Linked DNA regions of Homo sapiens: region 1 is linked to region 2. The links are chromatin loops, found by intact Hi-C in ENCODE. Cell type or tissue: PC-3. All regions are shown on one strand. Each heading gives the region's core, and the rest is flanking DNA. Links, peaks and the distances in the headings are about the cores only. Region 1 has its middle 22 kb from the start of IL33. Region 2 has its middle 92 kb from the start of RANBP6.

What was found. Hi-C counts contacts between places; a loop is a spot of excess contacts. Peaks named below come from ENCODE experiments on the same cell type or tissue, not always from the same donor. Only the 100,000 strongest peaks of a DNase experiment are listed, where the experiment ranks them.
Region 1: it touches region 2 in a loop (2.7-fold over the local background); 1 of 110 quality-filtered maps calls a loop at or near these places.

The regions. Positions count from the first base shown.
Region 1 is chr9:6,186,013-6,201,701 of GRCh38, reverse strand. It overlaps the pseudogene GTF3AP1. Among named protein-coding and RNA genes, the nearest start is that of IL33, 22 kb to the left of the region's middle. In PC-3, for the core only: CTCF peaks have their summits at 4,193 (motif pointing left) and 6,576 (motif pointing left); a DNase peak (open chromatin) is centred at 5,541; H3K27ac peaks cover 3,565 bases.
Region 2 is chr9:6,099,749-6,115,437 of GRCh38, reverse strand. No RefSeq gene overlaps it. Among named protein-coding and RNA genes, the nearest start is that of RANBP6, 92 kb to the right of the region's middle. RefSeq lists enhancers at 7,927-8,427, 8,630-8,679, 8,428-8,928. In PC-3, for the core only: a CTCF peak has its summit at 8,221 (motif pointing right); DNase peaks (open chromatin) are centred at 8,237 and 12,597; H3K4me3 peaks cover 291 bases; H3K27ac peaks cover 4,399 bases.

The DNA of each region.
Region 1 (15,689 bases), core at 3,443-11,442, 87 kb before region 2:
GAAGATATACAAATGGCTAACAAGCACATGAAAACATGTTCAGTGTCATCAGTCATTGGGGAAATGCCAATCAAAACCACAGTGAAATGCTACTTTTCACCCACTAGGATGCATGTAATTTTTTTTTAAAAAAAAAGGAAAAATAACTATTGTTGAGTATGTGGAGAATATGAAACAGCTTTTACAAAAATGTCCACTTAAAAGTAATTTTTTAAAATTGAGGTAAAATTCACATGATATAAAATTAACCAATTTAAAATGTACAATTCAGTAGCATTTAGTACATTCACAATATTGTGTAACATTACCTGTGTCTAGTTCCAAACAGTTTCATCACCCCAAAAGGAAATCTTGTATGCATAAAGCATCCATTCCCCATTTTCCCTTACCTCTAGCCCCTGGCAACCATCAATTTGCTTTTTATTTCTGTGGACTGTCTTTTCTGGATATTTCATATAAATGGAATCATACATTATGTGATATTTTGTGTCTGGCTTCTTTCACTTAGCATAATGTTTTTATTCATGTTGTAGCAAGTATCAGTACCTTATTCCTTTTTATGTCTCAACAATATTCTGTTATGTCAATATACCACATTCTATTTATTTATTCATAAGTTGGTGAACATTTTAATTGATTCCACCATCTGGCTATTGTGAATGGCATTACTGTAAACATTTAGGTACAAGTTTTCATTTAAATACCTGATTTCAATTCTTCGAGTATATACTTTGGGATGGAATTGCTGGGCCATATGGTAATACCATGTGTAACTTTTTGAGGAACCGCCAAACTGTTTTATGTAGTGGCTGCACCATTTTACACTCCCAACAGAATATATGAGGGTTGCTGTTTCAAACAAACCATGTTCTCTGGTCACAAGGCAATTAAGCTAGTCCTTACAATAAAAAGATTATGATAAAACACCATTAATTTGAAAAATCCAGGTCAGGAAAGAAGTCTAGTATTTTAGGACCATTACACCAGGGTGATTATTTCATAAGAAGTCAGGTCACAATCGAGATGATAAAGATCTATGTTCTTCACATAGACCAGACCAGCTAGTAGGAAGAAAAGAGACATTCTTTCATTAATAAGTTGTGTTTGCCTTCTTGTGAAGAAACTTTCGTGGAAAGAGACTGAGCTGAAATCGAAGCACCACCATTTCCTTCCTCCCCCTTTGAAAGGGACCAGAGTTTCCTCGTGGAGGACACTGAGCGGAAGCCAGAGCAGATCCCCTAGTGACAGGCATACGAAGTCTCAGGTGACGACAGGTTGCAAGATTCTGGATGACTTAGGGCTGAAATCTACATTGTATTGTGGAGAGGTAAGGATGGTATGTCTTGAGGAAGGGAACAGGGACACCAGGAAGTGATACATAGTGAGAGTTCTGTGAGGGGAAGATGATGGGATTGAGAAGAAGGGGGAGAGAGAGAGGAGCTGAGGGATAGAAGGAAGACATTCTAGAATGCCTACCATCCCCACATGGTATGAAGAGTGAGTTACGTGCTCCACAGCCAATTCTGAAAAATTTTACTTAACACTTTTTTTTTTAGAACACGTATTTAACCCTTTAGAAAAATAATCAGTGGGTCCTCCATTAGAGGTTTGCTCATTAGCATCCAGTATATAAACATGAAAATCTCTGGAAAATGTAGTCTACCTGTGCTCCTCATGCCCCTTGTTCAGTGATCACTGGACAGATCCCAACGCGCTGTATTGTGGATTTATGGGTGAAGAGAAGTGCTGGGCAGCAGACAACTGCCCTTCCTGGGAGATCATCAAGCCAATGTTTGATTTTACTCTCAACCTGTTTGCTAGTTCATTCTTTCTTTGATAAGAGATGTAGCTAGAAAGGAAAGTGCTGCCTGTCAATTGAATGGTGCCAGGATTTAGAACTGTCTAGTCTGCTATACACCAATAAGCCTCGTTTTTGTTTGTTTTGTGGAAATCACAGAGGCCAAGTTCCCTCTCTGTTTCCATCCCTGGTGCCTAGAAAAGTAATCCATAAGCTGCACTAATTGAGAAATAGCAGGTACAGTACTCCCTGCTTATTTGCAGTTTCACTTTCTGCAGTTAACAGTGGTCTGAAAATATTACAGTATTTTGAGAATGAGAGAGAGACCACATTCATATAAATTTGATTACAGTATTTTGTTATAACTATTCTATTTTATTAGTTATTATTAATCTCTTACTGTGCCTAATTTATAAACTAAACTTTATCAAAGGTATGTATGTATGGGGGGAAACAGTATAATATAGAGGGTTTGGTACTATCCATGGTTTCAGGCATCCACTGGGGGTCTTGGAATGTAACCCCCATGGATAAGGGGGACTACTATACTTGGCATCAAATGCCCAATCTTTTCTACAGTGAGCTCTCAGGCAAGTCTGGGACAGAAAATATTCTCTCCATGCACTACTACACTTGATTTTGCTCAGTAGTTTTCAGATTTTTCTTAAAAGCACAAACTTACATCAAATAAAATCTCAACACAGAATTCATACATGTCAACATATAGATGCAGAGCTCCTGTAGTCAAAGGAGAAGTAAGGGGAATAAGATCACTATTGCTTAAACTATCCCAGTTGCGGGAGGCCTCGAGATTCTAGGATTCTGCAGAAGAGATTTGAAAACCACCAATCTATAGGAATGTCCTGCATTGGTTCATACCTGAGAAAATTCTAAGAGAAACAGCATGTTCTAAGAGAAACAGCATGTTCTAAGAGAAACAGCCTTCAGTCTTCCCCTCCCAGGAAGTTATGACAGGTGCATATCACAAGCCAGGAGAGAAGATATGTGGGAGCTACACCAAAGAAGTGTTCTTCCTTGGAGTATTGCTGGACTGAGCGTGGTGAGAAATGAGGTGGGAGAAGATAAGTCGAGGATTTGTAGTCTGACTTTGGATACAGCTTCTGTACCAGTCTATGGTCCTTTCTTCCAGATCATCTATTGTTAGGGTGGTTACTTTGGGCAACTTCATCCCCGCCATGGAACACCCCCTACTCCTTTCCACTAGTGTCGTTTTCTCATGCCACTCCCCTATGCAGAGGCATTTCCCACTTGGGCTGCCCCAACTCACGTTATTTTTCCTTTCACGCAAGGCCTTATTGTTTAACTGATTCAGCAGTAAGTTTTACCAACTGTAAGGGATGTTTTATAGAGTCTGCAAATTTCCTTATTTCTAAGGTAAATAGCCTTGAGCAATGTTTACAATCTCAGGAAGAGTGGTTCAGATCAGGAAGAGTGGTTTACAATCTCGGGAAGAGCTAAGCGGATGCTAAGCTACTTGGCACACTCAGTGGTTGCATTCTTTTCATCATCCCAGGAGTGTGCTTTTCAAGGCTCAAGATTTCCTTTACTACCTGAAAACAGGAGAGAGATTTTATTACTTTTCTATTGCTTCCATAATAAATAACCACAAACCTAGTGGCTCAAACTAATACAAATGTATAATCTTACAGGTCAGAGAAGTCCAACACCAGGCTCACCAGACAAAGATCACGGTACTGGCAGGGTTGCATTTCTTTCAAGGATGGTGCTACTTTCTGTAGCCAAGAGTCAAGAAGGAGCAGAGACTGGGCCCAGAGAACACAGCTCTAGGAAGGGGTTGTTAGGCAGCAGCTAAGGATTCAGTACAGGGAATCTGCCAACCACAAAATCCTGGTAAGGAGGAAGCTCAGGAAAGAAAAGCTCTAACCTCAGTGTATGCCCCAAGAATGATTGATCCTTCAGTAGGGGTCCCTGGATGAGAAGACAGACATATGCAACAGACCTGTGGTGTCACCACACCTGCAGCTGAGCCACACAGCCACAGATGTACCACCTACCCCGAGCCCTTATGTAACGTGAAATAGGAAGTGATATTTATCGTAATAATCTGAGGTTGTTGGCCATGAAGCATCACTTAGTGAAAGCTCACTAAATCCCACCACCTTGACTGAGAGAAAGTTTGCCCAGTGGAGCAGCCTAGAAAGTCAGCCTCTGTGGTCATAAAGCAGGGTTGTGGGAGGTGGAGAGTGGGCCTGGAGGGGTGCACAGAGGCATCCAGCCAAAAGGCCAGGGGTTTCCTTTTTTAGGCTACTGCCCTCAGCAGTCATGTCTCTCTGAGGGCCAGGAATCTAGACTGAATTGAAGCTGGCGACATAATCCCTGGGTCACTCATGTCTTTCTAGAGTGACACTGCCTCCTGGAGGAAATCCCTGATGGTGCCTCATTTTTATTTCTTTTTTTTTTTTACATCCTCCGTGTCCAGTACCTGCTCATAGGAGACACAGTAAAGATATAGGTGTTGACCAAGTGCACATGGAAAACACATTGTTGTTCTGCATCAGTGATTTTAATTAAAAAATACGCCTCTGAAAGAAAGAAAGCTCACTGGTTTGTAGTCCTTTAAACAAAGTAATGTGATATTTAGTTGAGGTTTAAGTTATTGCACCACGTCTCTAGTACAGTTCAGTGTCTTTCTATTTTTAGACAAAGGTAAACCTTATTTTTGTTTCCTTTCAGAAGGGGTATATCCACTGAGACCAGAGGCCAAACTCCCTTTGTACTTTTCTTTTTATTTTATTTTTTTTGAGATGGAGTCTTGCTTCATCACCCAGGCTGGAGTGCAATGGCGTGACTGGAATCACTGCAACCTCTGCCTCCCGGATTCAAGCAATTCTCCTGCCTCAGCCTCCCGAGTAGCTGGGACTACAGGCGCACGCCACCATGCCCAGCTAATTTTTCTATTTTTAGTAGAGACGGGGTTTTGCCATATTGCCCAGGCTGGTCTCAAACTCTTAACCTCAATGATCTGCCTGCCTCAGCCTTCCAAAGTGGCATGAGCCATTACACCCCACCGAACTCCGTTTTTCATGAGTTGGTTTTACTCTGAGTTTAATTTTCTTCTTGTTGCAATGGTATGTCTATGTGAGACTTTCATTGCAGACCTTTTGCCACAGCCAGGATGGTCACACACAAATAGGTGCCTTTCCTCATGAAAAGAGAGGATACAGCTCTGTAGATTAAATACAGTCATGTGGGTTCTACCACAGCCTTCTCTTGAACATTGGCAAATATTTCTCTCTGGAGCAAGAGTTTTCATATATTGCTTAAGATAATCTTTGTGTTTAAAAATTTTCTGCCATATTCACATGTTATTTCCTCTATATGGGTTTTTTTTCCTCACATATTTCAGAAGTTCAACCCATGTTTTTGCCACAAAGGAACATCTCTTTTGACATCTAGCCCTCCTGAACCTCCGTGTGTCGTTTCAGCCTGCTGGGTCAGGCAGTATTTCCCACATCCTTTCTGGGTTCATTGGTATGCTGGCACTGATGGATTTTCAGCTACTGATCCTTAAAGATCTTTTTACAGCCTTCAAAATTGCATATATGTTGTTTGCTGAATCTCATCTTTGTGTTCAAAATATTTCTTCAAGTTTGATTTTGTGTTGAATTTTCTGTCACAGCCACTAGTGCATAAACAGCTTTTCTCCCATATGAATCAGGATGTTGTGACTCAGGTGGTAGACCCTGAGGAAAATCTTGCCACACCCTTCATAGTCACAAATGAATGGTCTCTTCCTCGTGTGCTTGCATAGGTGCTCTTCAAGCATCTGGACCTTATTGTAATTGGTGCTACATACAGTCCTGGAAGGAGCAGATGAACTTCTTAGAGAGTGCAGGGGAAGGAGGGGACAAGGGAGTGGGACTGGTCTCTAGCGGGCCACGAGAAATGCCTAGGCAATGCTCAGGGGTGACAATGCCTCGGCACCCACCCAGATCAGGTATGCAGCCACATGGGTGCACCAGCATATGGACCCAACACACAAAGCCAGCTACTTCCAAGAGCTCATTCTGGTGCCACCAGGCCCTGGCCTGTAAACACTTATTTCTGACCCACTAGTTTCACAGAATCATCATATTATATAATTTTCCTATTGCTTTTCCACCCCATACAAGACCTTCTGGGGTTATCTCTTTAAAAAATTAATTTGAAAAGGCCCTTTTTCCCATTTTCAAAATATTTGTTGATCTAACTGTGGTATTGAAACTGCCTTTGCAAAAATTGTAACAGTGAGAAAATTATGATGTGAAAGAGATCTCACCTAACTGACTCCATCTTATTTCCAACCTCCAAACTGCCCTTGTTCATTCCTGGGCAAAGGCCAAACTAACTTTTGGGAGGACTTCAGTTTGTAGTTTAACTTTGAAACAAAGATGATAACAGCCCTTTCCAGAAATGAATGTCCTTCTTGCCTGGGGACCAGATTGCCTTTGTAAGACGAACAAATTGGCAACAAGATTAGAAATTTTGGTTTAGGAGTCACTCAGCCAGGGGCCACATGATTCCAAACCTCCCCAGTCGCTCCTAGGGATAACATCGCTATTGTAAAACCCAAGATTAGTGCTTGAAATGTTTTTCAGACCCTAAAATTCTGATGCACCAGCTAGCACCATCCAGGCCAGTAATCTGGCTAAACCAGTTCTGCAATCCTGTCCAAAAACCAAAGACAGCAAGAAGAACCCACTTTGACCCCCTGTGATTTCATCTCCAACCCAACTTCTCAGCACTCCTCATTCTCTGGCCCCCTACCGGCCAAATTGCCCTTAAAAAACTCCAATCTCTGAATTTTCTGTCTTCTGTTTAGCTGGCTGTGCATGAATTAAACTCTTTGTCTATTACAATTCCTCTGTCTTAATAAATTGAGTTTATCTGGGCAGCAGGCAAAATGAACCCACTGGGCAGTTACAGTGTGACTTGAGCAATATACCTACTCAAATGTATCTACTGTAAATACTTTGAGTCTCTAGCTCTTGGTTTATTTTCAGCTAATTCCACAGAAGCTGGGATTGTTGAAAGACCTATCTTTATTTAGTGAAAAACAATAGAAACCAAATACCCTGGATCGAGTCAGGATAGAAAAATCTAAAGCTTAGCCCTTATATCCTGTATCAGGTATCTACTAATTCTCTCCTCCTCCAATTTTGTCTTGGCTTACAGCTATTGTTAGGTAATCTGACCCTATGTAAGCGCTCAAAGATGAAGTTGTATAAGTGGCAAAATGCAGAGACTTACAGGTGTGCCCTCTTGAAAGACATTTTAGTAAATACATGTGTGGTTTCTGGCTCCTATTGTTATTGAGGCCAGGCATTCCTGCTCCCATTGGTACTGCCATGAAGTACAATGTTTGGTTTCCATTTCATCTATAAGCTATAAACTCCATGGTGAACCTCATTATACTCAAACTTGTATTTCCGTGCCTAAGGTGGGCCCTGGCACATAGGAAGGTTTATTTCCTTTTAGACTAGAAGAATTTATTTCAGTTTTGTTGTTTGTTTGTTTGTTTGGTTTCACCACCGATATGGTGGTTATAAATTCTCTTATTTTTCTTTCCCTGATACTCTTATTTCACCTTCAATAATGAAAGACATTTTTGCTGAATGCAGAATTCCAAGTGGACAAGCTTTTCCCTTGTACTTTATTTATTTATTTATTTTTTTAGTTTGATTATGCTTTTTAATATTTTTTCTAGGTTATTTAATTTATTGGTGTACATTTTTTCTTTTCTTTTTTTTCATTATTTATACTTTAAGTTTTAGGGTACATGTGCACAATGTGCAGGTTAGTTACATATGTATACATGTGCCATGCTGGTGCGCTGCACCCACTAACTCGTCATCTAGCATTAGGTATATCTCCCAATGCTATCCCTCCCCCCCACCACCCCACAACAGTCCCCAGAGTGTGATGTTCCCCTTCCTGTGTCCATGTGTTCTCATTGTTCAATTCCCACCTATGAGTGAGAATATGCGGTGTTTGGTTTTTTTGTTCTTGCGATAGTTTACTGAGAATGATGATTTCCAATTTCATCCATGTCCCTACAAAGGACATGAACTCTGTTTCACTGTCTTGTGACTCCCCTTCTATTGCTTCTTATGAGAAAGCAGCCATCATTTTAATTGTTTCCCTGTATTCAATGTGTCATTTTTCTTTGTCTTCAAATATTTTTCTTCCATAGTTTGATTATGATGTAAATAGGAGTGTTTTTTCTACTAATTCTGTCTAAGCTTCATAAATTTGTAACTATATGTTTTATGCCACGTTTAGGGAATTTGGGCCATGATTTTCCTCTCAATTCTCTCTCTCGTCTTCTTTCAGGTCTTCAGTTTTGAATTGTCTCACAGATCCATAGGCTCTGTTAATTAAAATTTATTTCTCTGCCTTCTTCAAATCAGATAATTTCTATTGACTTGTAAGTCCATTGTTTCTTTCCTCCATCATTCCATTTGGTTCTTAAGCTTACCCAGTTAATTTTATATTTCAGCTGTTTTGTTTTTCAGTTCTAGAATTTCTATTTGGGCTTTAAAAAAATAATCTCTTTTCTTCTGCTGAAATTTCCCACTTTTTATTAGCTGTGAGCATATTTTCCTTTTTACTACTGAGCATCATTTTAATATACAGTTTTAAATAATTGTTGGCCAACATCTGGGTCATCCTAGCTTGTTTTCTATTAATCTTTCTCCTATGAATTGGTCATGTTTTCCTGCTTCTTTGAATGTTGTATAATTTTTTTTTTGAGATGGAGTCTCGCTGTGTTGCCCAGGCTGGAGTGCAATAATGCAATCTCAGCTCACTGCAACCTCCGCCTCCCAGGTTCAAATGATTCTCCCGCCTCAGCCTCCTGAATAGCTGGGATTACAGGAACCCACCATCATGCCCAGCTAATTTTTGTATTTTTGTAGAGATGAGGTTTCACTGTGTTGGGCAGGTTGGTCTTGAAGTCCTGACCTCAGGTGATCTGCCTGCCTTAGCCCTCTAAAGTGCTGGGATTACAGGTGTGAGGCACTGCATCCGGCCTGAATGTTGCATAATTTTGGATTGCATCCTCAATATTGTGAATGATGTGTTGTAAAAATTCCGGAATCTGAATGTTCCTCTGAATAGTACTGATTTTAAGCATATATTTAACTTTTATAGAATGAAACTGTAACACTGTATTTCCACTGTGATGAGTGTAGCTGAAATTTTACTTCAATTCCTTTAACTTTAACTAATTTGCTTTGAGTCTTTCCCCAATAGTCATGTTCAAGGATCACTCAGAGATTTGGGAAAATTTTGTACCTAGAATATGAGACCCATTGTTTGGCTCTCTCCTTTCTGGGAGTTTCTTCTTCACTTTCCAGTGGATCTAGTTCCCCAAACACAAGTCCTTTTCTCTGATTCTTAAGCCAGTAAAACTAGGATTTTCTATAAGAGTTTTAGCCACCCCACATGGTGAAAACACACATACGCAAAATGGGAGTTGATGTCTGTTCTTTTCTGCCCAGCATTGACTTCCCTCAGTATCTATCTGTTTTTATTCTCTATTTGGTACCTTCAGTTGTTGGTTTTGGAGGAAGAAAAACATGGGTAAACTTGAAGAGAGACTGAGAGAGATTAAGCTATCTCAAGAACAGAGAGAAAAATAATGGGAAAAAAGTGTCAGAGCACCATTAACCGTGCAGACATAAGTGTAATTGGTGTACTATAAGGAGAGGAGACAGAAAATAGAGCAGAAAGTATTCAAAGAATTCATGGTCGAAGAGTCCCCAGATTTCATACAAATTATTACTCTACATATCTAAGAAACTCAATGAATTCTAAGTGAGATAGATGCAAAGAAATCCACACACAACACATTACTGTAAAAATGTTCAAAGCCAAAGCCAAAGCAAAAATATTGAAAGCGTAAGAGAAAAAGGACTGATCATGTATAGTGGAATGCCAATGATGCTTACAGCTGAATTCTCATCAGAACCAATGGATGCCAGAAGGCAAGAAGGTAACATTTTGAAGGTACTGAAAGACAAAAAGTTGTCAATCAACAAGTTTATGTCCAGCAAAACTATCTTTCAAAAAAAGGCAATTTCTCAAAGAAAATATGCAAATAGCCAACAATAAATGAAAAGAGTCAATATCATTATCTATCAGGAAATGCAAATCAAAACCACAGTGAGATATCACTTCATACATGATAGGATGGTTAAAATATAAAAGAGACATAATAACAAGTATTGAAAAAGATGTGGAGAGTTGGAACCTTCAGATCTTGCTGGTAGGGATGTGAAATGGTGCAGCCACTTTGGAAAATAATCTGGAAGTTCCTCAAAAGATTAAACGTAGAGTTCTTATATGACCCAGTTATTCACTCCTCAGTATACGCTCTACACAATGGAATATTATTCGACAGTATAAAGCAATGAAGTACTGGTACATACTGCAACATGAAGGAGCCTGTAATACATTATGTTAAGTGAAAGAAGCAAGGTACGAAAGACTACGTATCAGTGAGTTTTTTGTGTGAGTCCATTTATATGCAAGGTCCAGAATAGGCAAATCCAAAGAGATAGAAAGTAGATTAGTGGTTGCCAGGGTCTGGGGTGGGAAGAAGGGAGAGAAAGGGAGGAACTGCTAATGGGTATGGGGTTTCATCTGAGGTCATGAAAATATTCCAATATTCTGGCTGAAGTTACACAACTGTGAATATAGTATAAACACCATCGATCTGTTCACTTTTAAGTGGGTGAATTGTGTGTATGTGAATTATTAATTATTTCAATAAATCTGTTTTTTTTTTAACTAGTCGTTAAAAGCAACCACAACAGCCACCCACACAGCTGATTTCTTAAGTTAAATGCTGGTGTGATGTCTCCTCTTCATTCTCCTTGGCCTAGCCTAGGTCTTGTGAGAATGACCTCTCTGTATCATTTGTCATCACATTCAGTGGCAACAGCAGGAGCTAAATTTATTTTTTGGTTATCTTTTCATCCCTCAAATTGTCACACCTATTTTTCAAGTTCCCCAAAAATGGTAATTCTATGATAATCCTTAGTAACCATTAGCATAAAATTAAAACATTTACCTTAGGTTCTTCTACTATGCCTGCTAGAAATTTAGACTATTTATTACAGCTCTCTTTTCAAGCAAGAACAAAATCTGCCTTTTGGACCCATGTAAGGCACTATATTTTAATACCTTTGAATGCTACTATTATTTTGGGGAAACTGGAAAGGACATCGGACTGGATATCAAGAGACCTGCTTTCTAGGCCAATCTTTGTCCCTTGCTAGGACAGAGGAGAGCCATCATTCTTCATTTTATGTACATTTTTCAAAAGTAGGGAATTTTTGATAATTTGTAGTTATGACAGTTAATATTATGATGAAATATATTGAAGGAGATATGTAAAATCAAGTGTCCATTTACTCAATACTAGATTGTAACATCCGTGGCTGCACTCAAAGGGTGGCATATTTTTATGTGGGAGCTCTCCACTAGTCAATGGCACAGACCCACCACTGACCTGGCTCCATTGTCCAGTCCCACTCTTAGAGGAGAAAGGCTCTGGCCAAGACTGTTCCAGAAGGATAATACCTTTTTTTTGGTCTCTTTCCCAGATATAAGAAACCTGGTGACATTTCTGCCTCCAAATTTTTGTGTAATTTAAGAACAGTTTCCTCCTCTGAGCTTAGGTTCTCTGATCTAAAATATGAGAGGTGAGAGTCTTTAAAGCATCATCCACTACTAGTATCTTATAATTCTATTTCAGCATAAACATCTTTAATTCCCAATCTTTTCTCATGAAGACACCATCATGACCTCTTATTCTTATTTATATCTTTTGGACTCCAAATACTTCATTTTAGAGATCTAGTGCTCTGAAGGGTCAAAGGGGCACCTTGTGAAAAGCCATATTTGTCTCTTTACATTCACCATGACTTATACTAAATTATAATAAGTGTGAAATGTCTCCACGGACAGATACAAAATAATTTTGTATCTTCTGGCCAGGGTCCGGTGGCTCAATGCCTGTAATCCCAGCACTATGAGAGGGCAAGGCAGGCAGACTGCTTGAGCTCAGGAGTTTTAAGACAAGCCTGGGCAACATGGTGAAATGCTGTCTGTATCAAAAATACAAAAAACAAAAAACAAAAAATTAGCTGGGTGTGGTGACGTGCCTGTAGTCCCAGCTACTTGGAAGGCTGAGATGGGAGGATCACTTGAGTCTGGGAGGTGGAGGTTGCAGTGAGCCTAGGTTGTGCCACTGCACTCCAGCCTGGGTGACAGAGTAAGACCCTGTCTCAAATAATAATAATAATAATAATCTGTTCCATCTTCCAAGTGAATTATGAAGGTATCCACAATAAGACCAGCAGCCAGGGTTTCTCTCTTCCAAAGAGTGTGTACGAACATAATTTTTCTGAGTATAGACCTATGTTTGTGATTTGAATTAGGCTGTCACTAAGTAAGGGTTTAAAATTTGTTGTGCATCATGTTTCTCTTCTGAGAAGTGTCCTTTCTAGAAATCCCATTTAACACTCCCTGTCAGCAACTACTTCATTTTTCCTCCATATCTGACTTCCTCATGTAATCCATTTCTATTGTACCCTAGTTCCTGATAGAAGCTTGACTGAGTCAAACATCTCTGGAATGTGTCTGTGTTCATGCACCTAAGCCATAACCAAGCAAGTGCTGGGTGAAAGAGATGTAGGAAACCAAAATTTGTTGAACGCCTTTGTGCCAGGTACTTTTTACATACATTATATCATTACATATAAAACGTTACGTCATAATTTATGTAACATTCCTATGAGGGATTCTATCATCCCTATTTTACAGATAAGGAAAACTGAGGTTTGGTTAAGTTATTTGCCTAAGATAACACTGCTAATAGGTGGGGGAGCCTGGTTTAAACACAAGTCTGTTCAATTGTACTGCATCTTACTGATTGTACTCATGTGTTAACATTCCCACCAAAAGTGTAATAGTAAATCACTCTCAGTTATTAATTGGTGTTCAATTAGAAAGGCAGAATTTCTCTAGGCATTCAAACAGAGAGAATAAAATCCAAGGAGGGGCAAAAAGGGCCAGTGATGGTACCCAGAATTCAAAAGAGCTATGTTGCTGAGGTTGCCAGCATCCTTTTGTTAATGCTGCTGCTGCTGCTATTGAAACCACTGCTGCTGTTACCTTTCAAGAGGCTGAGAATTTGCACATTTACAGAAGCTGCAAGAACTTGGGAGCCCATAGTCCCCTTGATGTTACTGGACTCACTGCCAAGACGTCTGGATCCTGTGGCTGCCTGTGGCTACTGCCAGATCCAGAAACAGAAAATGGAGGATAAAATAGCTTCTCCCTTTTGCCTTCTGGTCTTTCTCTGAGACCTGCCTTTGGGAAAATCTAACTGGAAACTACCTAGTTAGGAAACTTGGGAATCTAGTTTGTAAATTTTTAGCACCTTACAATATAGAGAATATTGAAGGGCAGGAATTAAGCTAAAAGTCAGCTTTCCCAGGGAGTTGTTATTTGTTTTGTTATTTAGTTATTTGTTTTGTTATGTTTTGTGACAAAGTCTCACTCTGTCACCCAGGCTGGAGTGCAGTGGTGCAATCATGGCTCACTGCAGCCCCGACCTCCTGGCCTCAAGTTATCCTCTGGCTTCAGCCTCCCGAGTAGCTGGCACTACAGGTGTGTGCCACCAAGCATGACTAATTTTTAGAATTTTTTTTTTGTAGAGACAGAGTCCCACTATGTTTCTCAGCCTCGTCTTGAACTTCAGGGGATGATGAGCATCCCCTCTTTTCATATAAACTGTGTTGTGAGTCAGTGTCCCCGGGATGAGTGCTGCAAAGCTCAGAGGAATTCATACTAACCATTTTTCATTTTTAAATATCTACTGAAGATTCAACATTCAAAGGAAGAAAATGAATTGGTAACCTTGGGAAGGCCTGCACCTTCACTAGGAGAGGTAATTTTGGCAAAGTAAAATAGGGATCTGTCACCCAAAGATATGGAAATTGTTCCTGAGCAGAAAACACACAAACAAAACCAGCTACCCCTGCAGTCCCTGTTACCAGGTACTGTTCTCTACTTTCCTCCCTCCACCCTATAGAATATAGCCTATTCTATATTCCTCTGGGATAATGGCTTCCATTCTTCCTTCCTGGGAATTGCAGCCTAACTCTTGTCGCTAGTCTGGTGGCCTGGAGCTTGGTGACCCACCCTGGACAGTCCTTCTGAGCCTCAGACCTGGTATCTATATATTTATTGAATTATCTAGTTACTTTAGCTTGCAACTTTTGAGAGTAATTATTAAGAGCAGGTTTTGCTCAAATGTAAACAGAAGTTTTAATGAACTTTCAACTCTCTTCTTCAATCAGATAAATATTTCTTGGCATCCTCTGCACCCTGGACAGCTCCCCAAGTGACCTTCTGTTACTCACAATCTCTTCTAATTTCCATGAAAAGTGAATTAAAGCCATGACATTATCTTCCCATTTGGTCTATATCTTTCTTTACCTTCTTTCTTCCTCCCAAAGTCTGGCCCACTTCATAATAAATATCACTGTGGCTACCACTTATTGAGCACTTACTATGTTGAGCACCTACTATGTGCCTGGGGCTTTATACACAATGTTTTGTTTAATCCAGATCAGAACCCCAAAGAAGTTCTCATTACAAAGACAGAAGAATTAAGGCTCACATATCTAGTTAGTGATGAAGTTCATATTTGAGCCCAAGTCAGCCTGATTCCAAGACCTGCATTCTTTTCATAGAAGTATGGGATATGTATTACCTCCAATATGGGTACAGGAGATGCAAGAGAGGTCAGAGTCTACTTGGACTTCTTTCCAGGTCTTTGTTTCAAAAGAACACTTTAGACAAAACAGGATGTAAAAATATAAACAGAATGAGAAAAGCAGGAAATCCCCATCTTTATGATAGCTTTACTCTCAGCCTTTCAGGATGAACTTACTGATATGAATTGGCTGTGTCTCCACCCAAATTTCATCTTGAGTTGTAGTTCTCATAATCCCCACTTGTCATTAGAGGGACCCAGTGGGAGGTAATTGAATCGTGGGGGCAGGTTTTTCCCATGCTGTTTTTATGATAGTGAATAAGTCTCACAAGATCTGATGATTTTATAAAGGGCAGTTCCCCTGCACACGCTCTCTTGCCTGCTGCCATGCAAGATATGCCTTTGCTCCTCCTTCGCCTTCCACCGTGGTTGTGAGGCCACCCCAGCCATGTTGAACTGTGATTCCATTAAACCTCTTTTTCTTTTTCTTATTCCTCCCCCTTCCCCTTCCCCTTCCCCTTCACCTTCTCCCTCCCTCCCTTCCTTCCTTCCCTTTTTGTTTTTGTTTTGTTTTGTTTTGTTTTTTTGGGGATGGAGTCTCGCCCTGCCACCCAGGCTGGAGTACAGTGGCGCCATCTCGGCTCACTGCAACCTCCACCTCCCAGGTTCAAGCAATTTCCCTGCTTCAGCCTCCCAAGTAGCTGGGATTACAGGTGTAAGCCACCGTGCCTGGCTCCTAAACCTCTTTTCTTTATAAATCACCCAGTCTTGGGCAGTATGAAAATGGACTAATACACTTACATATAGCGATCCCCATATTTCTGGAGACTATGGAATTTAGCCTCTGCTTTGTTTTAGCTTGCTAATAGAAAATTAAAATGTTAAAGTTTCAAAAAAATTATTCTACAACTTCACTCAGAGGCATGACTTGGTTTGGTTTGGTTTAAAGGTGGTATCCTTTGCTGTTTAGGAGAAATAATATGTGAACTAAAAGAATCCTTTACAGTAAATATATAAAACTCATTATTTAAAGAAATATAGCACCTGCAAGTATGATAACAGCTGCCTTCATTTAGA
Region 2 (15,689 bases), core at 4,651-12,650:
TGCCCACTTTGCCTGACAGACTGCGCTCAGCTCACACTACTGGTCTGGATCCCACACCTGCCAAGGGAGATTGCATGGAGCAGTAAGGTGTGTGTGGGCAAGCATGGGGTCCAGCCACTGCACAGCCAGACATGCTACTGCTGCAGTGGGGCAGGCAGCTCCAGGTGCCAGCCCAGGTGCCAGCTCTCTGTGAGGCTGCAGCTGGACCAGGCATACTGCAAACAGCTTCCACAGCTAGCACTGGGAGCACAGTGGCACCCAGAAGCTTGGAGATGCCAGAAACCACAGGGCCCCAAAGAGGGAGTCACAGCCCTGGCTCAGGGAGCTCCCAAGTCTAAGCTCCCCAAAGAGCTTCAGCTCTTCTTTTCTTCTCTTCACCCACAATGTGGCAAGCAAGGGACATGTCTTAGCCCTGATTGTGTTATAGCTCTTTTAGCCTCATTCAGTGGGTCCCAAGTTCTTGTCCTGCACCCAGGAAGAATGAGGTACACAGACAAATGGAGGGCAAGCAAGATGAAGAGGAGCTTTATTGAGCAATAGTAGCTCAGAGGATGCCCTGGAGTGAGTAGTTCCTCTCTGCAGGTAGGTTGTCCTGTTGTCTCTGCAGCTCTCAGCAGAGAAGAGGCCCTGGAGTGGGTAGCTCCTCTCTGCAACCAGTCATCCTGACATCTGCTCAGTTCTGGCTGAGCCCGGAGCTGTGCACCTCAGAGGGGAGGAAGTGCACACACTAGTTGGTCCATGGACAGCCATGGGTGGGCCCAGAAAAGGCATCGCAAGTTCTCACGCCAGTTCATGGGACTGGCAGCCTGGCCCCCAGCCTTCAGGCCACCCCCTTCCTCCAAGGAACGTGTCTGGCTCCTGCTGCCATTCATGGCGTCCAGGCTGTAGGTGCCAAGGGGCGCCTGCAGACAAGCACTGAGCTGCCTTCAGCCCTCCATCAGCTTCTCTCCTATGCTTGTCAGTGCCCAAAGTCCAGAGGGGGCCAAGGTGGCAGGGGGCTGGCATGTCAGCACTTGCCCAAGCGTGTGCACACCCAGCTGGGCTGTGACAGTGGCCAGGCTTGGCCCTGACTTTGCTCTAAGATCAGAGTGGGTGCCAACAGCAGGGAGAAGCCAGTCAGTGGGAGCAGGCATTTCTGAGCCTGCGATGGTAGAGGGGGCCTTCCCAGGCCCCCAAAAGTGCAGGGATGCCTGGGTCCACAGCCTCTGCAGTTTGGGTGGCTGCAACTGTGACTGGGGGGTGGGGGGACGGGGCTTCTGCCTGCTCTGTGGAGCAGGAGGCCCAGGTCTGCAGCTGAAGTTTGGGCAGCTGCAGTGGCACCCAGGGAGCTCCCGCCCCAACTCGAAAGAGGTGGGGCTCCCGGTTGTCCCCAGCTCCCACTGGCTCCATGGAGTGTGCAGGCCTGGCCACGCCTCCCTACTGCAGCCAGCATGATGGTGGTGGCCACTCCAGATGGCCCGCTGCTGCCATCATTATGGGTAGTTGATAAAGGAGACAAGAGTAGAGATTTGAAGAGAATGGAAAATATTTAAAATAGCCACTGTAGAAAAGTGGGAAAATATGCTATATGGGGCTGTGTTGAGGGCCTGTTCTTAGTAACATTTAATCTAATAGAATATATATATTTTGAAAAAGCATTCCTGGTGCTCCTGATAGATCCCCTGCTTCTCCATCATGACCTGCTGCTCCTCTAATTTCTTCTAAAACCCACCAAACAAAATAAACACTGTTTGATTTAAAATTTTTAATAAGGTAACTCATTCCATTCTTGGTTCCAGTTAGACCACTGAGTGACTTTTGTGACAAAAACGGAGATTCTCACAAAATACCTGTTCCAAAAATGTTTGCTAGAGACTTCCCAGAACAAATCCCTTACATCAGTGAGGAGACAGGAGTGCACGGGCAGTGCGATTGACGTGTCCTTTCCCTCCCAGTGAGATCATGTCTCATTTGGGATTGAATGACTAACTTTGTATCTGTGATCACATTAACAAAAATGCACATAAAATGCCCCGGGATTTTTCCTTTGTTCAATTTTGAAATTAAAACACATGGCATGTCTGCAAAATGAGCATTTCACCATAAAGATTTCTTTGATTATAACAGAGTTCAAAAGAGAATAGAGAAAATATTTTAGGACATGCTACCTCTTCAGTTGGCTGTGTCATGTACTTTCCTGTGCCTCTGGAGTATCACATTTTAAACGTACATTGGTTTAAACTCTAAAAAGTAAAGTTCATATCCAAAAACCTTGACCAAGTTACTAGCTGTAACTTGCCCTACCAGTAAAAGCCATTGACAATGCTGAGGTCAAAAAGCCTAATAGCCAATCATGAAGGTTCTGAGATGCTTGATTTCTAATAAAGAAGAAAGTTGCTATCACGTAATTATGAAGACAATGCCTTAATTCTTTGTACCACTTAATGCACATATTGTCACATCAAAAGTACAAAAGATTGTTAATTTGGAAATATAAGCACCTATTTCGATTAATAATAGTAATAATGATAGCTATTACTTGTTGAATAACTATTACATGTTAGGACTTTGGTAATTGTCTTACAGAAATTATGCTTTAATTCTCAAACAACCCTATAAGGTAGGTGCTAATGTCACTATCACAATTTTTAAATAAGCAATTTAAGACTTAAATAAGCCCATATACTTTTCCAGACTCACAAGATGAATACAAGATATTGGTGGAATTCGAATTGAAACAATCTAATATCAGAGACCATACATTTCTCAGTGAATAGGGCAAAATAGACCTAAGGAAATAGTCAATTTGAACTATCCAGAGGTAAATGTCATATGACCTCTGATTAGTTCCACAAAGAAAACAACCACCCAAATCAGACTGTATGCAGGACACTCACAAGCAGTGAGACTTTTGCTGAGATGAGCTGGAAAGAGGATTGAGTAATATCAAATTATCACAGATTTGAGCTAGATCAAAGGACTCTTCACCCAAGTCTGAACCAGTGTCAACACTTTTTCTGGGACCATATTTGATATTCAGTGGCCCTAAATGATTTCCTAAACATGGGCGGGGTTAATCTTGCCATTGAAGAAATTCTGTATAGAGATCCTAGTAAACACTGTGGAAATAGACAAAGACAATCTGAATTAGAACAGGTAGAGGTTATTCATCCAGAGCTTGCGAGGAAGTCAGGTACCATCACTTTTGTTTGACAGAGACTCACAGAGGAGTGGGAAAGCTTTATAGGAGAAAAAAAAGGAAAAGCTTCAAGTGTGCCCTGATCAAAAGATGTTGGCCTGGGGAAGCTGGATGTGGGCTATGTAGAAGCTGGCATCCTCTATGATTGGTTTGGGGAGCATATTTTCTTGCTCTGGTTGGTTCTGGGTTAGAAGTGAGGGCAAACATTAGGAAAGCTGGGAGTCACTGACCAGGTTCTGACCAATTTGGGCCAATGGCTACAAAGGTTGTGGTTGGACTTCCTGGGCTGGTTGCTGCAGAGACTATGGTCAGAGTTGTTTTGTCATATATGGTCTGGCCAGTGTTTATTTGTATATTCAGCCTCTCAAGATAAACAACATAGTATGGTGGTAAATGCTATGTGGGTCAGCAACTTTACACAAATATGTTTCTTAAACCTATAGCCTCCAATACTTATAAATTGAGCTATGTGAGAATTGAACAAACGAAAGTAAATTACTCACACTTGCATGATAAATTGAATTTAAAAAATATTTAGTTGTTCTTTTTTTTTCAGTGAAGCTTGGTTTTCTTAGAAGTCTATTAGCCAGTATATTAGAGCTTGATTGATTTGATTGCAATTGCATCTCTCTGATCTTAATAAAACCTACTGTGACGCTAAAGAAAAAAATCAAGTCCCTGTCTTCCAGGAACTTGCAATGTAACAGATATAATATAAACACATAGGAAATTGCTAGTGATAGACAATTGTGAGGCAAGATTCGTTTATTTTAGCTAGATCGTGTTCCTCCATGCTCCTCAATCAGAAGAACTTTGCTTCTTACACCTCCTGTGAGAAAATCGATTGTCCCCTAGAGGACATGAACATTACCCAGGGTAGGGTTAAAGAGACCTGAGCAGGCAGAGGGATCAGCAAACACATCCAAGTCCTAAAACAGCTAGGGTCAGGATAAGAGTTGCCAGATAAAATATAAGATGCCCAACTATAATAAATCTTAATTGCAGTCAAGCAGTGAATAATTTTTAGTATAAATATGTCCCCAAAATGTAACCAGGTGTCCTGTATTTTTATTTGCTAAATCTAGCCACACTGATAAAGACAAATTGTGTATAAAAGGGCCAAACTTGGAAGCCCAAATTTACTCATGAAGTTTCAGGCTAAGGGGTGCTGAACAGTAAATCAGAGACCAAGAGAAAGGCTAAAGAAGTTGAATAGACCTGGAACAGAGCAGAAAGAGTGAGTAAGGGTACCGCTGTGCACATTGTACACTGCACAACTCAAGACTACCACATGTAAAAGTAGTGGCTCTGGAGGTCTAAGACAATTATACCAACAGTGATGGAATGCTCAAGTCTTTTTCACATTGACAGAGACCACAAAGTATAATATAGAGTAAAAGCAAGATTAAAACCCACTGCCTCCCCTCTCTCCTCACCCCTGCACCCCACAATCCACTGTAACTGGGGTTTTCAGTTGATCTGCTTTGTCTAAAAGCGTAAAAGAACCAGAAAGGTTAGGTTGGGGGCAATTATTTTATGAAATATCTTTTTAAAGCAAAAGGAAATGTAGGAGTCTATAATTCCATTCTTTCTCAATTTTGAAAAACAAAGAGAAACAATAGGAACTTGATAACAATGAGTGGTGACATCTCACATTTCTATGTTTTTTATAGGAAACCTGTATTACTTTTGTAAAGAGAGAAACATAAAATGTTACCTAGCACTTCATCTGCATGAAGCCCACAAAGGAAACAGGCTGCTAGATGAATATGTAGACTTCTAGGACTTGTGGGGGAGACAGCAAAGCAACTTTCCAGAAGTGAAAAGGCCAGAGGGGCTGTGTCCTATGTGGAAGAGATGGTTTGAGGGCTCATAGGCCTGTGTCTTCATGTCTTTTAACTTCCACTGAGTCTAGGCCCAGCTAAAGGGCAAGGAAAAGAGAAGGTTTTCTTACTCTAACCATGGGGAGTAATCCAAGTAGACTTGCCTGGTGACAAGAGAGGAAAATTTCTCTGCTAAAAGAAACCAGAATAAGCAATTTATTTTTAAAAATTTGTGTTCCTAAGTATCAAATTTAACCACAAGTTCTGCAGCCCGAAGGAGCTAGCAGCTGTTAGCAATCTAGCCTCTAATCAGATCAGCTGTGATCTGATTGGTGGCATCACAGATGAAAAAGATATGATTTTCTTCAAACACTGACACATCTAAGGTTTCTTTTTAAATTTGTATGAATTTAAGGAGTACAAATGCAGTTTTGTTACATGGATATATCGTGTAGTGGTGATTTCTTGATCATTGATGATTTCAGAAAAGAAACTTTTTTTTTTGCTTGGTGTTTATTTAAATTCTTGCTTTTTAAATATGATTAACCCATCTTACATGAATTCTTACTAACCTCATTTTTGTCATCTGTTCTCTTGGGGCTACCTATCACTCCCTTACTTCTAAACAAAGTTAATGTTTTTATTTATATGATTATCTGACTCATGTCTGATCTGACACAGAACTATATTCACCATGACATCAGTGATCATATTCTGCTCCCTTTGGAATTCCCCAAAACCTAGCACAGAAAAAGTATTAGAAAAATATGTGCTGAATAAATGAAGAATGAATGAATGCTTTTATTTTTGCCAAGAGGTAGTGTAGTCTTGGAACAGGAATCAAAATCCTTCCATTGTAATCATGATTCTGACAGTGGCTAGCTAGTTACGATACCTGTGGCAAATGCATCTGAATCTGTTTTTTCACGAGTAAAGGGATAAAATAAAAGCTACCTGACAGTACTGAGTAAAAAAATGCCATATGTTGACATTGGAGACTTTCTAATGAATCTCTGTGTACGAGGTCGCATTCACTGCCCCGACTTTGGGTCAGAACTCATAAATCCCCTCCCTGTGCATGCTGTGTGTTATGTGTCTTTCCATCACAAGTGTCTACGTTCATTAAAGAGGAATAAAATACTGCATTATTTGCATTAAGCAGATGGTACAGAACCACTACTCAGAACAGTGAGAGAAGGAGCAGGAAACAAGGAGTCAGGGAAGCTAGTATTCCAACCTTAGGGCTTGAGCCCCAGCCGAAAACTCCATCTGCAAACAGCCACTGAGCCACTGAAGCAGACAAAGCTGGAAGGCTATGAGCACCATTTCCATCTCCCCTTCTCCAGCCTCAACAGCGTGAGTAGATATTGGACTGCACAGCAGCAGCTCAGGCTTTCTGAGTCTACCAGGGGTGCCCATCTTGGGGGAGATTTTGAACACTTCAAGCAAGGATTATTTGCAAAGAATATAAAAACAGAAAGAATGCAAGGAATGGTAACATAAATATCTCAAGCCAAGAGAAGTTTGTTCATTTTAAGAAAAGAACTCAAATAATACAAGGTCAGGGAACAACATGTAGCCAGGCTGTAGCTGAAAGTTATATAATCTTTATCTTGAAAGTTAGAACAAGCTTTGTCCAGGAGGGCAGGGCCATATGATAAAGTCAGTGGTGCCTGGGCCCATGGCCCATACCTTCAGTAGGAATCCATATAGGGAATATGTAAAAGGGATTCCAGACAGAGAGGTATGGGTAGCCAGGCAGCCCAGCCAGACTTTGTTGTCAGAAGATCTGGCTTCTAGGCATAGCTCTGCCACTTAGCTGTGTAACCTTAGGCTCACATCTTCACCAATTCTCATTTTCCTTAATGTGTAATGGGGATGATAATGGGACCCACTTGGGAGACTTACGAGGAAGATTAAATCATATATATAGTGCTCATCATAATCCTAGTTCATAGTAAGCTCTTAATAATTACAGATTATTACAATTACTGTAACTGTAAAACCCATGCAAATTTATGAATATCAAGATTGTTCACCTGGGCTTGGAGGCCCATGCCTGCAATCCTAGCACTTTGGCAGGAGGATTGCTTGAGCCCAGGATTTCAAGACCAGCCTAGGGAACTTGGCAAGACCCCATCTCTACAAAACATTTTTAAAAATTAGCCAGGTGTGGTGGCTGTAGTCCCAGCTACTCAAGAGGCTGAGGTGGGAGGATCAATTAAGCCCAGGTGATTTGAGTCTGCCGTGAGCTGTATTTACACCACTGCACTCCAGCCTGGGTGCCAGAGCAAGACCGTGTCTCAAAAGAGGCCGAGCATGGTGGCTCACGCCTGTAATCCCAGCACTTTGGGAGGCCGAGGTGGGCAGATCACGAGGTCAGGAGATCGAGACCATCCTGGCTAACATGGTGAAATCCCGTCTCTACTAAAAGTACAAAAAAAATTAGCTGGGCATGGTGGCAGGCTCCTGTAGTCCCAGCTACTTGGGAGGCTGAGGAAGGAAAATGGCGTGAACCCGGGAGGCAAAGCTTGCAGTAAACCGAGATCACGCCACTGCACTCCAGCCTGGGTGACAGAGCGACACTCTGTCTCAAAAATAAATAAATAAAAACAAAAGAAAGTTTTTTTAAAAACAAAAATAAGAAATATTAATTTATTTCTGTCCCTCAGTATTTGCATTTTAACAATGGGTTTTTCAAAAAAGCAAAATCATCCATGTAAGAACTACTCGTTACTCTGAGATTATGTTCTTCCTGAGTTTTGGTGGTTGAAATATTCTTTCTTTAATGAAATGCTACTGGGTACTTAATGCTATCACTAGACAAAATAAAAAGCAATCAACTCTAAGTCAGTTGCCACAAATAGAAAATTTTACCAGTCTGTGGAATACAAATGTCTTGGAGCCACTGGAGTCATGGCAAGGTGGAAAAGAAATGTTGGGTCACATTTCATCTTGTATCATCCTCCAAATACCATTACAATTTGGAACATTCTCTTAGCCTTGAATTAGGAGTTGGGAAGAAAAAGGAATGAGAGGATATCAATTCCTCAACGTGTCTTTCCTTTGCATTAGAGGTCTATTTTCAAACAAGTTTTACATTAAGTTATTGTCTCTCAGCTACCCTTCTCTATACACTTATGCAATTCAGGCCTGGGACTCAAAACATCATTTTTAGCTTTGCCAGCTGCTCCAGTTAGGCTCTGTCACTAGAGGGTGTTACAGAGGGAGACAGCCAGGCTGGAGGAGAGAGAAAGGACAGGTTCCTTTCAGTTTGTTCCCTATAGGCTTGTCAGCTTGTGGTTTCTGTAAGATCACTCCAGGAGTGCTTCTTCACCCATGCCGTTCCATAGCAGCAGCTGATTCCAATTTGCAGTTTTTGCAACTTTCGCAAAAACAGCTTCATCATGCCCCCACCTCATAGACACAAGTGAGCTATAAATAGTGCCCTGTCCTCAAAGGTTTCAGTGGCAGGCCCACAGGGCTGCTTATCCCAGCTCACAGCCAGCACAAGTTGTGGGGCCCTTTCTCAAAGTTTCTAACTTCTAATAAATCCAAGCACTTCCCTCTGCTATCCCCAGCCCCAGGAGTGGTAGCTGCTTCCTGCAGTTGCTATCTCCATGTTACTTTCATTGTTGTTTTTTTGTTTGTTTGTTTGTTAATTTAATCCTTTCAGTTACCTAGTTACCAACCATTCCTTAAAGTCTCTATGTTCAAGTAACTGGTGTAGCTTCTGTTTCCTGCTTGCACTCTGATAGAGTATATATAAATCTATTTTCAAGAAAGCTTTAATTTTTTCAAATTTGTATACTAAAGGGTTTATTTTAAGGCTTAAACAATAATTGTAGGGAAGTCTTCTAGACTACTCCAAAATAACCAATTAAAAAAATACAGCAACTTCCAGGGAACACTCAATTTATTTTGAAAATAACATTTTCAAAGTTATTCTTTGGGTGTTGAAAAGCAAATAAGTCCTATCCAACCCAAAAGAAACCTACTAGTTATTTTCCTCCAGGAAGAGAGAGAGAGAGAGAAGTTAATTTTTATTTGTATAAATTTAGGGAGTACAAGTACAATTTTGTTACATGGATATATTGAGTGGTGGTAAAGCCTGAATTTTTAGTGTATTCACTGCTAGAATAATATACATTTTACTCACTAAGTAATTTCTTACCCTATGCTTTCTTCCCACGTTCGGAATCTCCAATGTCTATCATTCCACACTGTATGTCCATGTGTACACGTTATTTATCTATTACTTAAAATTTTCTTTCTGCTTATCAGGAAGTATATTTTAAGCTGAAACATATAGGCACCAGCCTGATAAAATTTGGAGGGATGTTCATGTACACTAAAGTGTGTTTAGTCCAGAGAATTTTCTCTGCCCCAGAATTTACACACTTCATTCTCTGCTATGTTCTTATCATCACAAAGCATTTCTCTATTATTCAGTAGGCAGAAAAGTTCACACCAATGATGATCAAAGGCAGGAAATGGAGGCATAAAGGGCTAGGGCTAAAAACCAACTTTTATGAAGTACTTGCTCTGTTCCAGGTGCTATCTCATGTATCTTTTCTAGCAACCCAACATTGTAGGGATTGATATTCCCATCTCACAGATGAGCACAGTGGGACTTACAGGGATTAAATAACTTGTTCTGGGGTGTGGAATAAGCGTCAGAGCAGAGCCAGGATTCAAAACCAGCCCTGATACCTTCAAATTTTCTTATCTTTTTGATTTTTTATTTATTTTATTTTTTTTTAGAAAACACTACCTTGCATCCATAGGACCCATGAGCATAAAGGAAGGACATATGACTGCTTGCCTGTCAATTCTGGGAATGAAGTGAAATGCTGTGAACAGTTACATATTTGCTGCCTGTATTAGTCAGGGTTCTCTAGAGGGACAGAACTAATGGAATATATATATATATATATATATATAAAGGGGAGTTTATTAAGTATTAACTCATGCAGTCACAAGGTCCAACAATAGGCCATCTGTAGGCTGAGGAGAAAGGAGAGCCAGTCCCAGTTCCAAATCTGAAGAACTTGGAGTCTGATGTTTGAGGGCAGGAAGCATCCAGCATGGGAGAAAGATATAGCCTTGGGGGAGCTAGGTCAGTTTCTCTTTCCATATTTTTCTGCCTGCTTATATTCTAGCCACGCTGGCAGCTGATTAGATGGTGCCCACCCAGATTAAGGGTGGGTCTGCCTTTCCCAGCCCACCGACACAAACGTTAATCTCCTTTGGCAAAACCCTCACAGACACACTCAGGATCAATACTTTGTATCCTTCAATCCATTCAAGTTGACACTCAGTATTAACTACAACAGGCCCACACCTTGTCAACTTGAACCCTTACACATCTCCTGAGATCATACATAATCTTCAAATAAAGACAATAATAAAGTCATAATTATGCCTAACATAATACAACTATCCTTCATACAACCAGAAACACCCCAATCCCCAAACCAAATACTATTACATAAAGTTAATACTTAAATGCTGATGTGAAGTCAATAAATCTATGTCACATGATGAAGGAGAAAGGAAATAAAATGAATTTTTTTTTAGTACAAATGTATACTTGCACAAACATGTTTTTAACAAAAGAAGGAGGAAATACTCATGACAATTACAGTCCTCGTTTCTGCAGCTGGTCACGTGGTCATAGCTGATATTGATGACTACCTTCTTCTACTACCCATTCTGTATTCCCTTTGCCTTCAGCAAGCACCTCAACAGGTTGTGTTTTTTTTTACCTGGTGGAGTGACTCAAACCTTCATTCCTGAAGGGTCTGGATCATTTGTAGTCCTGCCTGGGTTAGGCTGTTGTAATTTCCCATGCTGTGTGGAATACCATGACAGTGGATAAGGCATTCCGTGAGTTCACAGATGATAGTCTTGGCAGAAGCATTGCATGCAGAATAGGCAAACCCATATCTAGAGTAAGTGTCTATTCCAGTGATGACAAACCTCTGCCCTTTCCATGATGGAAGACCTTAATCACAGGGAATGGTAATACTAAGAGATGCCCTAATGATCTCCTGTATTTCATGCATACTCTTCCTTACCTCCATTGTGAAGTAGGAGACTGATTTCATCTTGATAGCCTGGGTCAATCATCCCAGCCAACACTATAACTCCCTTCTTAGCCTGTTGACTTAAAGGTAGGAGGAGTCCAAAGTGTCCAGGTGGCAATCTTAACTTCCAGTTTAATGGAATCATTGTTTTGTCTCCTGGTGGCAGAGTTTCTCCCTCTGGAACTAAGACCTCTAGGCCAGCAGAACGTAATGTTGTGGGAACAGAAAGCTAAAATGTTGCTAGTGACTCACTAAGGGTGATCGTGAGTGGTGTCACACTTCCACACCTTGATTCCTGGACCCGTGAATCCTGGCTATGGGAGAAACAGTACCATATATTGGGCATTGATTCAGAGGATACACAGCCTTTTGGAGAACTTTGCCCTAGCCCTGCAAAGTATTGTCACCTAGTTGGCCTTGTAATTGTGACTTCAAAAGGCTTTCCCACCATTCTATCAATCCAGCTGCTTCAGGATGATGGGGAACATGGTAGGATTAGTGACTTCCATGAGCATGAGACCACTGCTGCACTTCTTTAGCCAAAAAGTGAGTGCCTTGGTCAGAGGCAATGCTATGTGGAATACCATGATGGTGGATAAGGCATTCCATGAGTCCACGGATGGTAGTCTCAGCAGAAGCATTGCATGCAAGATAGGAAATCCTATATCCAGAGTAAGTGTCTATGTCAGTGAGGACAAACCTTTGTCCTTTCCATGATGTAAGAGGTCCAATATAATCAACCTGCCACCAGGTAGCTGGCTGATCACCCCAAGGAATGGTGCCATATCGAGGGCTCGGTGTTGGTCTCTGCTGCTGGCAAATTGGGCACTCAATAGTGGCCATAGCCAGGGCAGCCTTAGGGAGTGGAATGTTGCTGAGCCCATGCATAATCTCCTTCCCTGCCACCACGGCCACTTTTTTCATGGGCCCATTGGGCGATGGTGGAGTGGCTGGGGAAAGAGGCTGAGTGGTGTCCACAGAATGGGTCATCTTATCCTCTTGATTATTAAAATCCTCCTTTGCTGAGGTCACCTGTTGGTAAGCACTCAGATGGGATACAAATATCTTCACAGTTTTTGACCACTCAAAGAGGTCCATCCACATACCTCTTCCCCAGATGTCTTCGTCACCAATTTTCCAATCATGCTGCTTCCAAGTCCCTGACCATCCAGCCAAACCATTGGCTATGGTCCATGAATCAGTATATAATCACATACCTGGCCATTTCTTCTTCCATGCAAAGTGCAAAACCAGGTGCACTGCTGGAAATTCTGCCCACTGGGAAGATTTCCCTTCACTGCTGTCCTTCAGAGATGTCCTAGAAAGGGGCTGTAATGCTGCAGCTGTCCACTTTTGGGTGGTGCCTGCATATTGTGCAGAACCATGTGTGAACCAGGCCCTAGTCTTCTCTTCCTCTGTCAACTGATCATAGGCAACTCCCCCTGAGGCTATTGGCACAGGCTCAGGGAGAGAAGGTAGGGTGGCAGGAAAGGAGACCGTGGGCATTTGAGTCACTTCCTCATGTAACTTATTTGTGCCTTTAGGACATGCTCAAGCCTGATCATGTATTTACCACTTTCATTTGATGATGGAATGCTGCTGTGCATGACCCACTTTATGACTAGATGAGTCAGAAAGCACCCAGTTCATGAGGCAGTTTAGGATGCATGGTAACTTGATGACCCATAGTCTAACGTTCGGTTTCCACCAAAGCCCAGTAATAGGCCAAGAGCTGTCTCTCAAAAGGAGAGTAGTTATCTGCAGAAGATGGCAGGGCCTTGCTCCAAAATCCTAGAGGCCTCCACTGTGACTCACCTATGGGAGCCTGCCAAAGGCTCCAAACAACATCCCTATCTGCGAGTGACACCTCAAGTACCATCTGATCTGCTGGGTCATATGGCCCAAGTGGCAGAGCAGCTTGCACAGCAGACAGGACCTGTTGCAGAGCCTTCTCCTGGACCCCACTCAAAACTGGCAGCCTTTCAGGTCACTTGACAAATGGCCTGGAGTAACACACCCAAAGGAGGAATGTGTTGCCTCCAAAATCCAATGAGACCCACTAGGCTTTGTACCTCTTTCTTGGTTGTAGGAGGGGCCAAATGCAGCAACTTATCCTTCACCTTAGAAGGAATATCTCAACAGGCTCCACACCACTGGACCCCTAGAAATTTTGCCGAGGTAGAAGGTCCCTGAAAGTCAGATTTATTTCCCATCCTCTGGCACGCAAATGTCTCACCAATGATTCCAGTGTGTTTGCTACTTCTTACTCACTGGATCTAGTCAGCATGTCATCAATGTAATGGACCAGTGTGATATCTTGTGGAAGCAAAAAGCGATCAAGATGTCTCCAGGTAAGATTATGACACAAAGCCAGAGAGTTGATACACCCCTGAGGTAGGACAGTAAAGGTATATTGCTGACCTTGCCAGTGGAAGGCAAACTGGCCTTATGAACAGGAATGGAGAAAAAGGCATTTGCCACATCAATGGCTGCATACCAGGTACCAGGAGATGTGTTAATTTGCTTAAGCAATGAAACCACATCTGGTACAACAGCTGCAATTGGAGTCACCACTTGGTTAAGCTTAAGATAATCCACTGTCATTCTCCAAGATCTATCTGTCTTCTGTACAGGCCAAATGGGAGAGTTGACCAGGGATGTGGTGGGAATCACCACCTCTGCATCTTTCAAGTCCGTGATGGTGGCACTAATCTCCACAATCCCTCCAGGGATGTGATATTGTTTTTGATTTACTATTTTTCTAGGTAGAGGCAGGTCTAATGGCTTCCATTTGACCTTTTGCCCTATAATAGCTCTCACCCTACTAGTCAGGGAGCCAATGTGGGGGTTCTGCCAGCTGCTAAGTATGTCTATGCCAATTATGCATTCTGGCACTAGGGAAATGACCACAGGATGAGTCCAGGAGCCCACTGGACCCACTACAAGTCAGACCTGAGCTAAAACTTCATTAATTACCTGACCTCTATTAGCCCCTACTTTAACTGGAGGATCACAATGACGTTTTGGGTCCCCTGGAATCAACGTCAGCTCAGAGCCAGTGTCCAGTAGTCCATGAAATATCTGATTATTTCCCTTTCCCCAGTGCACAGTTACCCTGGAAAAAGGCCAGAGGTCTCCTTGGGGAAGGATGGGAGAAAGATTTACTGCATAAATTGTCAGTAATGTAGTGGGGTCCTTCCTCAAGGGGACATGGCCTCCCCTTCATTCAAGGGGTTATGGGTCTATAAACTGACTTAAGTCTGGAAATTGATTGAGGGGCCATGATTCTCTGTTTTTATAATTCAAATTCAAATAAGTCTTTTGTCCATTTGACCTCGAAGTTTTCTGCTTATATAAATTAAGTATGAATGCAGTAGGCTTCCTATCAATTTCACTTCCAGGAACACCGTGATTTATTAGCCAACGCCAGAGCTCTACACCAGTCAGACTATTCTGATTGCCCCTTTGTTTCTGCTGTCCATTATGGTAGCTACACCCAACTTGCCTTTGACGGTTGGGTGCTGCCACTTGGCCCCTGCCACCTTGGGATCCAATTATTCCCATTGTATTTAAATTTTGTAGTTGAGCGACTATGGTTCCCACTGTTAGATCTGACATACAGAGAAGAGCAATTACAGGGTTCTTTAAAGATGTAGGTGCTGCCCTCACAAATCTATTTCACAAGGCATTTGTCAGGGGTATATCTTCTGGACCCTCCCAGCTGGGATGAGTAGGTCTAAAGTGACTAATCCACTCTACCATCCCAATCTCCCTAAGCCTTTGGATCCCTTCCTCTACATTAAACCCAGGGAGATCAGGCTTTTCCAGCTTATTCACAGTGGGCCATCTTTTTATCCATATTTCAGCTAACCAAGCAAAGAAATTATTAGAACCTTTTTTAACTCCCTGAGCTGCAACATTAAATGCAGAGTCCCTACTTAGTGGGCCCAAATCAATAAATTCATCCTGATCCAACACTATGTTCTTTCCACCATTATTTCACACCCTTAATATCCATTCCTATGCCTGTTCTCCAGATTTCTGTTTATGTAAATTAGAAAACTCAAGCAGTTCTTTTTGAGTGTAGGGCACCTCCTCATGGGTCACAATCTCAACCTCACCTTTAGGGGCCCCCCAGGACTTTAGTCTAGTTATAGGTCTAGAAGCAAAACAGGGGCGTTAGTAGTGACTACTGAGGAGAATCAACATTATCTTGCCAGGCAACTGCCCATCAGGGGAGGCCATCACTGTTGCCTCAGGCAAGGCAGGGTTTATCTCCTCAGACAAAGGTGTAAAGGCTTATGGCAGCATAGGATGGGGAGGGGATGTTGCCACTACTGGGGATGGGGAAGCTGTTTCTTCTGGCAAAAAAGGTTCATCAGAGTTTACTAACTCAGTGTCCCCAGCTTCATCAGAGTCCTCCCAACATCCCCATTCCAAGTTGCAGGCTCCCATTCTTTTCCAATCAATGCCCTCATTTTAACAATAGACACATGGTGAGGCTGTGCATGCACCTTTCATTGCAGGTCAGCCACTTGCATGATAAGAGCTTGTCTCTGTTTTTCCACAATTTCAACTCTTTCTCTACAGGAGATAAGA